Linked DNA regions of Homo sapiens: region 1 is linked to region 2. Evidence: chromatin contacts called from ENCODE Hi-C or POLR2A ChIA-PET data. All regions are on one chromosome and are shown on one strand. Each heading gives the region's core, a stretch centred on a gene start or an enhancer-like site at or near the end of the contact. The rest is flanking DNA. Distances are from core to core; before and after follow the strand shown. Region 1 overlaps DLEU1 (deleted in lymphocytic leukemia 1). Region 2 overlaps DLEU1 (deleted in lymphocytic leukemia 1).

The links. Hi-C counts contacts between places; a loop is a spot of excess contacts on that map. ChIA-PET counts read pairs that join two places held with the same protein, here RNA polymerase II (POLR2A). Pooled maps may share reads with other maps.
Region 1: a pooled map shows a loop between it and region 2 (7-fold over the local background). The contact joins two enhancer-like sites. A Hi-C loop is called at or near these places in 3 of 168 maps with a recorded cell type or tissue (B cell, naive thymus-derived CD4-positive, alpha-beta T cell and psoas muscle), 17 of 37 single-sample maps with no recorded cell type and 13 of 50 pooled maps. POLR2A ChIA-PET finds 5 or more read pairs at or near these places in 4 of 52 experiments (AG04450, HEK293, activated B cell and 1 more).

What each region holds. Positions count from the first base shown.
Region 1 is chr13:50,138,593-50,143,367 of GRCh38, reverse strand. All of the region lies in intron 2 of DLEU1 (deleted in lymphocytic leukemia 1), which reads right to left. Among named protein-coding and RNA genes, the nearest start is that of DLEU2, 15 kb to the right of the region's middle. RefSeq lists an enhancer at 1,811-2,484. Within about 2 kb of position 2,400, at least 3 of the 41 ENCODE cell types and tissues checked have a DNase peak (open chromatin) inside an H3K27ac peak, as active enhancers do.
Region 2 is chr13:50,364,702-50,370,111 of GRCh38, reverse strand. The region is part of intron 2 of DLEU1 (deleted in lymphocytic leukemia 1); the gene reads right to left. Among named protein-coding and RNA genes, the nearest start is that of DLEU1-AS1, 160 kb to the left of the region's middle. RefSeq lists a silencer at 2,985-3,279. Within about 2 kb of position 3,136, at least 16 of the 41 ENCODE cell types and tissues checked have a DNase peak (open chromatin) inside an H3K27ac peak, as active enhancers do.

The sequences.
Region 1 (4,775 bases), core at 1,151-3,650, 230 kb after region 2:
ATATCCCTTTCCACAGTCAAGTATCATAGTCTCACTTCACAATATTCCTAAATTTGAGGCGGAGGAAGTATAATCCAGAATATACAGTACCTTAATTTATTTAAGCAAGCAGAGATTAAATCAATGGGGAAGAAGTGATCCACAAATCACAATTAACTGCTGTTTAACTTTTAAAGTAAATAAACAAACTTGCCAGCTCATATAGCCAGATTTTTATTTATTTATTTATTTATTTTAGAGAGACAGGGTCTCACTCTGTCATCCAGGCTGGAGTACAGTGGCACAATCATAGCTCATTGCAGCCTCCAACTCTTGGGCTCTAGTGATCCTCCCATCTCAGCCTCCTGAGTAGCTGGGCCTACAGGTGTGCACCACCACGCCCAGCTCTTTTTTGTTGTTTTGTTTTGTTTTGTTTTGTTTTGTTTTGTTTTGTTTTGTTTTTGAGATGGAGTCTTACTCTGTCGCCCAGGCTGGAGTGCAGTGAGGCAATCTCGGCTCACTGCAAGCTCCGCCTCCTGGGTTCACGCCATTCTCCTGCCTCAGCCTCCCCAGCAGCTAGAATTATGGGCGCCCACCACCACACCCGGCTAATTTTTTGTATTTTTAGTAGAGACTGGGTTTCACCATGTTAGCCAAGATGCTCTTGATCTCCTGACCTTGTGATCCGCCCGCCTCAACCTCCCAAAGTGCTGGAGTTACAGGCGTGAGCCACCACACCCAACCTCATTTTTTTTTAAGTTTTTGTAGAGATAGGGTCTAACTATGTTGCCCAGGCTGGTCTTGAACTCCTGACCTCGGGCCAACCTCCAACCTCGGAATTGGTGCTAGGATTACAGACATGAGCCACTGTGCCCGGCCAGATTTTTAAAAATATGTTCTGCAACCTACTTGTATGAGATAAGGGCAGATGAACAGCATTCAGAATAACAGCAGAATTATAATCAAATAGGCGACTGCCAGGTTATGCCACTAAATTTGTATTAAGCCCAATCCCTATACTTTCTACATGCCTGATGCTCCAGAGTAACAATTGTCATTCATAACCCATTGAAGTTCACAGCAGTAATTGTGGTATCCTAAAATGCCTATTAAAAAAGTCAACTAGATTAAATTATATTTAGTATAGTTATACCAATCAATATATCTCATATTTTTTATCATATGTTAACTAATTATAAACTGGCAAGTCACACGTAACGCATCTAATTAGTCAAAAATAGTTCAATACTGACCGTTTAAAACCACACCTGTCTTAGTACAAATATGACAAGTAAAACAGAGATACAGAGCCACACTGACAACCAGGAAGCTATCAGTGCTGCACTGTCTCATCATCCGATATTACATACCGAAATATTTAAGTATTTCCAAATTTTTCCATCAATCCAGATAGCACATCCCTAAATAAACATCAACAATGTCCTAAGTGCAGAAATCAAGCTGGTTTTTCTTATCCTGGATTCCAGAATGTTCTGACCACTGCCCTACCACCACCACCCTCTCCCACACACAGACATTTTCACCCTTTGAGACACTGCAGTGTGAGGAAGAGAATGGAGAAAGAAAGGGAAGTCTCATGACTTCTGAAGTTGAAAGAGGAATTATGTTCTGAAAAGGAGAAAGAAGATGACAGTTTTGCTTAATTCAAATATTGAGTAAATATTGTTGCTTAATCATTTTTTAAAAGAAACATTAGTGGCTATTTTTTTGGCACAACTGTTTTTAAATTTAATTTATAAGGATGACACCATGATGTAATTGAAACTTGTATCACACACAAAAATCACTTTGCCCCTCACGCATAACAACATCCTGCTCCCCCAAACCCAAATCATACCTTTCATAATACGGCCTTAACCTGTGTCCTTAAATACAAAGCAACCTAAATGCTAAAGTGAAGAGCCTAACACAGCTAAACTGGGAAAAACATGAGGTGGAAATGTATCTCCCTTGGAAAAGTAAGTAAAATGTATGTTAAGGAAATGGGTAATTCAGGGAACCCAAATATTCAAACAAATTCCCAGATGTTTGTGCTGCTGTCTGAACGTTTTAAAGAGGAAACAGCTTTTCATTACTTCATGAATCCTCCCTCATTGTGAAGACGATTTCAAAGCCTCCAGCATTTAAAAGGGAAAGTCCGTTCTCAGAGTCGTCGGATTCCCGCTGTGTCTCAGGCACCACAATGTTCCAGAAACTCACGGAAAAAGCTCAGGCCTGTAAACATGTCTGATCTGGATCTCCCACTCCTAAGTCTGTGTTTATATATTGATAATTAAGATGGATTTATGAAGCTCAAATAATATCACATTTCATATTTCTCTAATCAGTATCTCAAAACAATTCAAACAACAGTTATTTTAACATTAACAGCATGGGGAGGACAGCCACGAATCCCCACACCTTCCCCTGGCCATCACATGCTTGCACCGGGAAGTTGTAACTAGCTCTGGCAGTGCCAATGAACAAACGCGGTTAAAAATCAAGCAGAAAACGGCTGAATGTGCACGCTCAGCTACATGATTTTCACTGTCTAAAACTGGGAAAAAAAATCTCAAACAATTTTCACCCAATTTGGCTTGCCTTTCTCGTCTGTAAATTGCAATACTGCCAAGTTACAAGTAAAATATTCTGCCAATTTCTCAGTTTTGTGAGCAAAGAAAAAAAAGAAAGCATACTTTCCCTAATGGAATAAAGTGTGTGTCTCTGTGTTTGTGTGTGTCTGTGTGTGTGTGTGTGTGTGTGTATTTATATTTGATTAATTCAACATCATATGGGACTCCTGTCCAAATTTTTCAAAATACACATACACACACATACTTTGTGTCAGATCATGAAAAGTAAATCTCAAATCCAGATTGAACTCAGAGGGACTAGGAGAAATATTGTTTGTACCTCACTTTCTACTATTGTGCAAGTTAGATAGGATCTACCACTCTTCTAGATCTTTATTCTAACATGACTCATATCACAAATGTGATCGAGTGACTAGTTTTAGCCTCCACAAAAATGAATTTAACTTCTAGAAAAGGTCCCCAAAGCAAATTGACAGCCAAAGACAGTTTCAATTCAGAAGTGCTGGTAGTCATGGTGGTAGAGGTTCTAGGGTAATGTCTCATTGAGATGCGAGGATGAGGCTCTGAACTCAGGAAGGAAACACTCAAAATGTCCTGCAGGCATTATGAACAGCAGCCACTGAATCCACTAATATCCTTCCTCAGACTTCACTGCTTTTTAAAGACAGCAAAATATTGAGATAGATTTTTAATTGTAAATTCTGAAAAACAGCCACACCCAAGACTTTAATACCTCTCTTTCTTCTCAAAGTTAGGAAAGTGGTATGCTCAGTGTCAAATAACTAATGCTCATTAAAAATGGTCAGAATGCCGTTGCAGATGAAAAGTGAAGCTCTGGTGTGTGAAACAAGAACCCAAATGCATTGTCCACAATGTCTACTTCAGTACAGCCATTCTAGAATTTGCCCATGTGCATCAAAAGCCTTAAAAAGTAGCATGCCGTCCAGGCACAATGGCTCACACCTGTAATCCAGCACTTTGGGAGGCTAAGGCGGGCAGATCACTTGAGCCCAGGAGTTTGAGACCAGCCTGGGCAACATGGTGAGACCCCCATCTCTACAAAAAATGCAAAAATAGCAGTGTGTGGTGGCGCATGCCTGTGGTCTCAGCTACTCTGGAGACTGAGGTGAGAAGATCACCTGAGCCCAGGAGGTTGAGGCTGCAGTGAGCTGTGATCACACTCCACTGCACCCCAGACTGGGCAACAGAGTGAGACCCTGTCTAAAAAAAAAAAAGTAGCATGCCATTGTACCCCATAAATAGATACGCCTACTGTGTATGTACCCACAACAATTAAAAATAAAAATAAAAAAATAAGTAGCATGCCATAAATACTAAACAGACACACACTCAGACTACAGGATACTCAATGTAGCACTATTCATAATAGAAAAAAGAGGGGAAATAAGTCAAACTTTCAACAATAAGAACATGTGCCGTAAAACTTAAAGTGTAATAATAATAAAATAAAATAAAATAAAAAATTTAAAAAATAAATAAATAAATAATAAATAAAAGAAATTTGTTAGACAAAATGTGGTACATTCTTCCATCGGTGATGATACAGAAATTTAAAAATCATGTTCTAGAACAATATTTAACAACATAAAATATTTGCATATATTATGTAGTCATAAAAGCAAGTTAAAACATATTTGGATGTTATATATGTTATCCTGCTTCATAAAGACATGAACGGAGGGATAGACATCAATGACAGCATTATCTCTGGGTGATGGCAGGGAAAGTAAATTTTATTTCCTTCGTTAGGTTTTCCTGTATTTTCCAAACTTTCTACAATGACAATACATTATTTATATAATTAGATGAATAATTTTATTTTTAAAATTAGCCGTGTGTGATCCTTACAAGAAAATTGTTTTCTTTTTCCCTCTTGGTCCTATCCCACCACTCACCCCCTAAAATGCAGCCTGAATTTCACCAAGTTTCCTGAACTCAGGTGGGTACTTTTCCTGATTATGTCAAATGGAAACAGTCCTAGAGGAAATTGGACTGTAAAAACCAAATGCTTCATAAGCTCATGTTCAAAGAAGGCAAGTAAGGACCGTGAGTGGCCAGAAGAATCTGGTGATGAAAATGAGCTATTAAATGGATTCATTACCTTGGTTTTCACTAATGAAAATGTTAGCGGCTTTGTGTTCCTCAATTACATTTAGAGGCAAAATGATGGCATTTCATTCA
Region 2 (5,410 bases), core at 1,887-4,386:
TATATTTTTAATTTTCTGAGGATCTACCATACTGTTTCCCATAGTACCTGTGCCATTTTACATTCCCACCAACAGTGCACAAGCGTTTCAATTTCTCCACATCCTTGTCAACACTTGTTACTTTCTGAAATGGCAGGGATTTCTGTCTATTCTATTTGCTGGTGTATGCTAAGCATGAAGAACAGGGCTTGACATGAAGTCAGCACCTGATAAGTATTCATAGAATTCAACTGTAGAACTGGTGTTGACAAGTGGCCCAGGATGGCCGGGGTTTGAACCTTGGCTTACACACTCAGACACTCCACATGGACACATTATTTGGCCTCCCTGAAGTTCAGGTTGTCATTCATCTGCAACAGCACCTATCTTGAAGGGTGTTGTCAAAGCCCAATAAGATGAGAGATGTAAAGCTCCCTGCCCACTGTGTCTGATACAGGACTCTCTTGCACATTTCCTTCCTTCCACACTGATTCTCTTGAACAGCACATTAAGCTGACTTGGAAAAAGACTATCAGTAATCAAGTTTGGTTAGAGAGAAGTCATTGTCTTTTTTGGTTAAGTTTCATTTGATCACCTCTTGATTTGTGAATCTAAGAGAAATCCCATCGACCCACAACCTCCTACACTGCCTTTTTTCTTCTTCGTAGCACATATCATTACTTGAAAGTATATGCAATGTCTATTATTTTTATCTGTTTATCCATTTTCTCTACCGGAACACAAGCTTCAGGTAGGAAAGGTCTTTGTTTTTCTTGACTACTGCCACATCTACAAGGCCCAGAACAATGCCTGCAACATAAAAAGTCTCAAGAAATATTTGTTAAATGAAGAATTCATTTAAACAGTTACTAATCACCTGTACAGGTATAGGCACTATGCTTACTACTGGGCATCCTATATAAATAAAATACAATTCCTGCCCTCAAGGATCTCACAGTTTAATTAAAAGATGATTATAAACAAATTATTAAATATAGTTTGAGATGCACAGTAAAGGAGCAGGTAAAAAATTATACAAAGAAAAAAGGTATTAAGTCTATCTGGAGGATGTTGTCAAAGAAGGCTTTCATAGGAAAGTGTCCCTTATGAATATTTTGAAGATTAACTAGGGTTGTTTCAGTAGGAAAAGAAGGAAAGGGCATTGTCAATTTAAGTGATAGTTAAGGTCACAAAGACAAGACACATAAGGCTTTATTGTGGAAACAACAAGTAATTTTGTGTAACTAGATATAAAGCTAAAGGGACAGTGTGATGCAACAGGAGCCCAGAGCCCAGAGGGGGCATAAATCATGGAGGCTTATTCAAGCATCATGCTTAGACTTGATGCTATAGATGATCAGAGCCACCAAAAGGCAACACACAAATAGATATTTATTTTAAGGAATCTATATGGCCCTGGTATGGCTGGAGGCCAGTTGGGAACCCCAGAGCTTCCTGGAGGACACCCACCATGGGGATTGGACCAAGCATTCCATTTTCATTCTCTGGGGGCTACAATGGGCTGCTAGACTGGCAGCTGGGTGCTGGACTCAAATTTGAGTCTTCTCATCTTCAAACTCTTCATCTTCTCAAACTGAAACAGCAAATTCTGAGAGTCTGAATCTCTGTTCTGACACTTTAAAGAACACTTTTTCAGGGTCCTAGTCACTGGGGTTTTAGAGCGGCTGCTTGAGTTAGGGTAGTTATATAGAATGTGGAATAAATAGCCATTGGACCTTTGGCTTTAACATTACACATTTCAAATTCTGTTTTATCTATAGAACTAACCTGGCCTATACTTGTGTTGACCCACTAGTAAAAAAGAGAATGTCTATTAAGCTTGGGCCAATTTATACTCTTTGAATGAATGTGTTCTGTATGGTGGGAGGAGAAAGATTTGGCCATACATTGCTACATCCCATGTTGCCTATGGACAAGAGTGTTCCTGACTGTATTCCTTTCCTAGGGCTACCATAACAAAGCACCATACATTGAGCAGCTTAAAACAGAATCATATTCTCTCACAATTCTGGAGGCTAGAGGTGTAAAATTGAGGTGTCAGCAGGGACATGTTCCCCCCTAAACCTGCGGGTGAGTGTCCTTCCTTGCTGCTCTCCTAGCTACTGGTGATTCACTGGCAATTTCTGGCATTCTTTGGCTTGTAACTGCATTAATGCCAGTCTCTGCCTTAGTTGTCACGTGGCATTCTCCTCATGTGTCTCTGTCTTCACAAAGCCACCTTCTTATAAAGACACCAGTCATATTGGGTTAGGGGCTACTCTGGTCTGAATGTTTGTGTCCCCTCAAAACTCATATGTTGAAATCCTAACCTCCAAGTTGATGGTATTAGGAGGTGGTGACTTTTGAGAAGCCATGAGGGAGGAGCCCTCATGAATGGGATTAGAACCTTTATAAAAGAGACCCCGTAGAGCTAGTTTGCCCCTTCCCCTATGTGAGGACACAGTCAGAAGGCACCATCAGTGGACCAGGAAATGGGCCCTCACTAGACACTGAATCTGCTGGTATCTTGATCTCAGACTTCCCAGCCTCCAGAACTATGAAAAATAAATATCTGTTGTTTATAAGCCATCTAGTTTATGGTATTTTGTTATAGCAGCTCAAACAGGCTAAGACATGAGCCCACTCTGCTGTGAGGGAGAACCTGTCCCAGGTCTCTCTCCTGGCTTCTGGTGGTTGGCTGGCAATCTTTGGCATCCCTTGGATTGGAGTTACATCTCCCCACCTCTGTCTTTATGTTCAAGACGTTCTCCCTGTGTACAAATTTCCCCTTCCTATAAAGGCACCAGTTATCTTGGTTTGGGACCCACCCTACTCCAGTACGACTTCATCTAAACTAATTGTATCTACAACGACCTTATTGCCAAATAACGTCACATTCTGAGGAAATGGGGATTAGGACTTCTACACATCTTTTGAGGGGAAGATATCACTCAACCTATAGCGATACCTCTTCTTTTGGCTGTTCAGTTGCAGTATTTAATCCAGTGCGATGAATGTGACAGTAAGTGTCCCAATGTGAATTAAGTCACCAGGCCAGCTCTGCCTACAAAAGCGCATAGTAGCACCATGGTTAGTTACCTCACACCAACACACCAAACAGCTTCACTTTCAAGATGACTGGAGAAGAGGTTGAGTGGGGTTTCATCAAACTTGTGGTCATTCTGACTAAAAGCTGGAATGGGAACTTTTCATTGTCACTTAAGACATAATGGCATTGTTGAACTTTAATGGCACAGCAAATAGAATATCAGTTTATGGGGCACACTCAGGTGCTTCTGTGCTGTCATCTCATTTGAGGCTTTTCAAAGGACAGTGGTGCTTTTAATCACAGCAACACTATATAATAATTAGTAATGACAATATGTACTTTGAGTTGCCCTAGAGGGCCACAGAATCTCAGGCTGCCACCCCTGCAATTAGATTAACAGCTGGCAAAAAGCCAAATTAGGGAGAGAGGGGAGAGATCTACTATCAAATTCAATAGGCGTTTGTTTTGAATTAAGCATTCAACCTCCTGGTGGGGAAATCTGCTCTGATTGTACCCTGCCATTTATATACGTAAAATACGTTAAAAGAAAAATACATATTCTGTACCCTGTTAGCCATTAACAGTTTTCAGAGTTCTTTCTCATTAGGCTATTTCTAATGGGACCCATGAGACTCAAGTTCATGATTGAGGGAGCTGCCCCTATGCCAGAGAAGGTCCCTGAGAACAACCAGGAAGACACAGTTTGTATGCCCCTTATTTATTTTATTTCATTCAAGCAAACAGTTGGCAAGAGCAGACATTTCCTATTGCCTGGGCACTGTTTAATCACTGTTTAAATATTTGCCATCCTGTCTTTGTTTTGGTTAGAATTGCTGAGTTAATGTAATACAGATTTGTACCCTCTGCTGAGTGAAATATAGATTTCGTCTTCTGAACTAGGGCTATGTTCACTGGAAATAGTTTTCTCACTCCCCACCCCCACTGCTTGTCTTTCATTTTATGCATTATATTAATCCTTTTCATAGCTTCTCAAATGCCTACAGGTTACCGACAAATTGCCCCCAGGCAGTTTCAACACTTTCGGTTTCAGCAAACCTGGCCTTATGTGTGACTCATTGTGAAATTTTAAGGACTCTTAAGTCAATCTCTGAGTACCAACTTAGAAAAATATCCGTCCTAGGCAAGAACCTCATCATCTGATGGACATTCTGAGGTTAAGGTAAAATGAGTTTCTGGCCTCAGGCCAGTTTCTGACCGGCAGCGGGTTTGTACCAAGGACCCCTTCTGTTAACGAAACTCTGCAAGGTGGAGCTGGATCCGGGTTAACTTGGCTTCTGTGTAACCTGATTTCCCCCAGGCCTCACAGCCTGGGTATACTTAAACAGTCACCTTAACAGTCATAACTCAGATTTCACTGCCTCTCACTCCCACCTGTTGATAGAGAGCCTATGGCTCCATATTTTACAGAATTTTTATAAAAGTGCATTTCAATTTTAACAGACTCTCAATGTCACACTTCACAAATCGAATGGGATCTGAACAGGAAAGAACTATGAGTATGTGGCAGCATTCTCACTCTTTCTCCTCCTCTCTGATAACCATGATTCAGTTCTCTAGCAAGGCTGTCATTTCCGGCTCCTTCTCCCCTCAGAACAAGCACCCTCTCACTCCCACACTCCTCAGTCCTCAGCAGTAGGTTCTTCTGCAAGAACTTGCAGACTGGCCAGATGGTCAGCTCTCAATCCCAATTGGACTCTACCTTAGGACTCCAGCAGACCTGAAATAGCTGCTCACTTCTCTGGAAAAAAACTTTGTTGAAATTAAAAGGTCTGAGGCCTCTTATTCCAATAATTGCAGACTAGGTAATTACTACCAAACCATCTACAAAAGCAAACTAGAAAAACTGGATAAAATATTAAAAATATGTTCAATGAAACAAGAAAGTGAACACAATAGTGAATAATCATCATGACAGAACCCAACAGAAGACATAAGATAGAAAACGAATGAGAAGAACCCTACCAAAGCCCTAACTTACTGACATGAAAGTTTCCAGGCCATATCATAGGAATGAGAAACTCCAGTGCAGCTCAACGATTCCCTACAATGAAGAAATGAAGCAAGGGTTTGGAAAGACCAACATGGCTAAAGTTGGCAGGACAGAGAGGGGACAAAGAGTTGCAGGGAAAGAGAATCAGACATCTGTAGATGGTCCCCCTGAATATTCAACAGAGTACTAATCAGTGCACACAGCTGAGGAAGCTAGCAGAGACCAGGGGAAGAACCATCTAAAAGAATTACAAAGAACAGCAACTGGAGCTCACATGAGGTCAGAAAAAGTGACTGTTGCCAGTAACTAGATTGAAGAACCTTATAATTTTACATATAATTGAGTAGAATATTCAGAAAGATGTTGCCTCA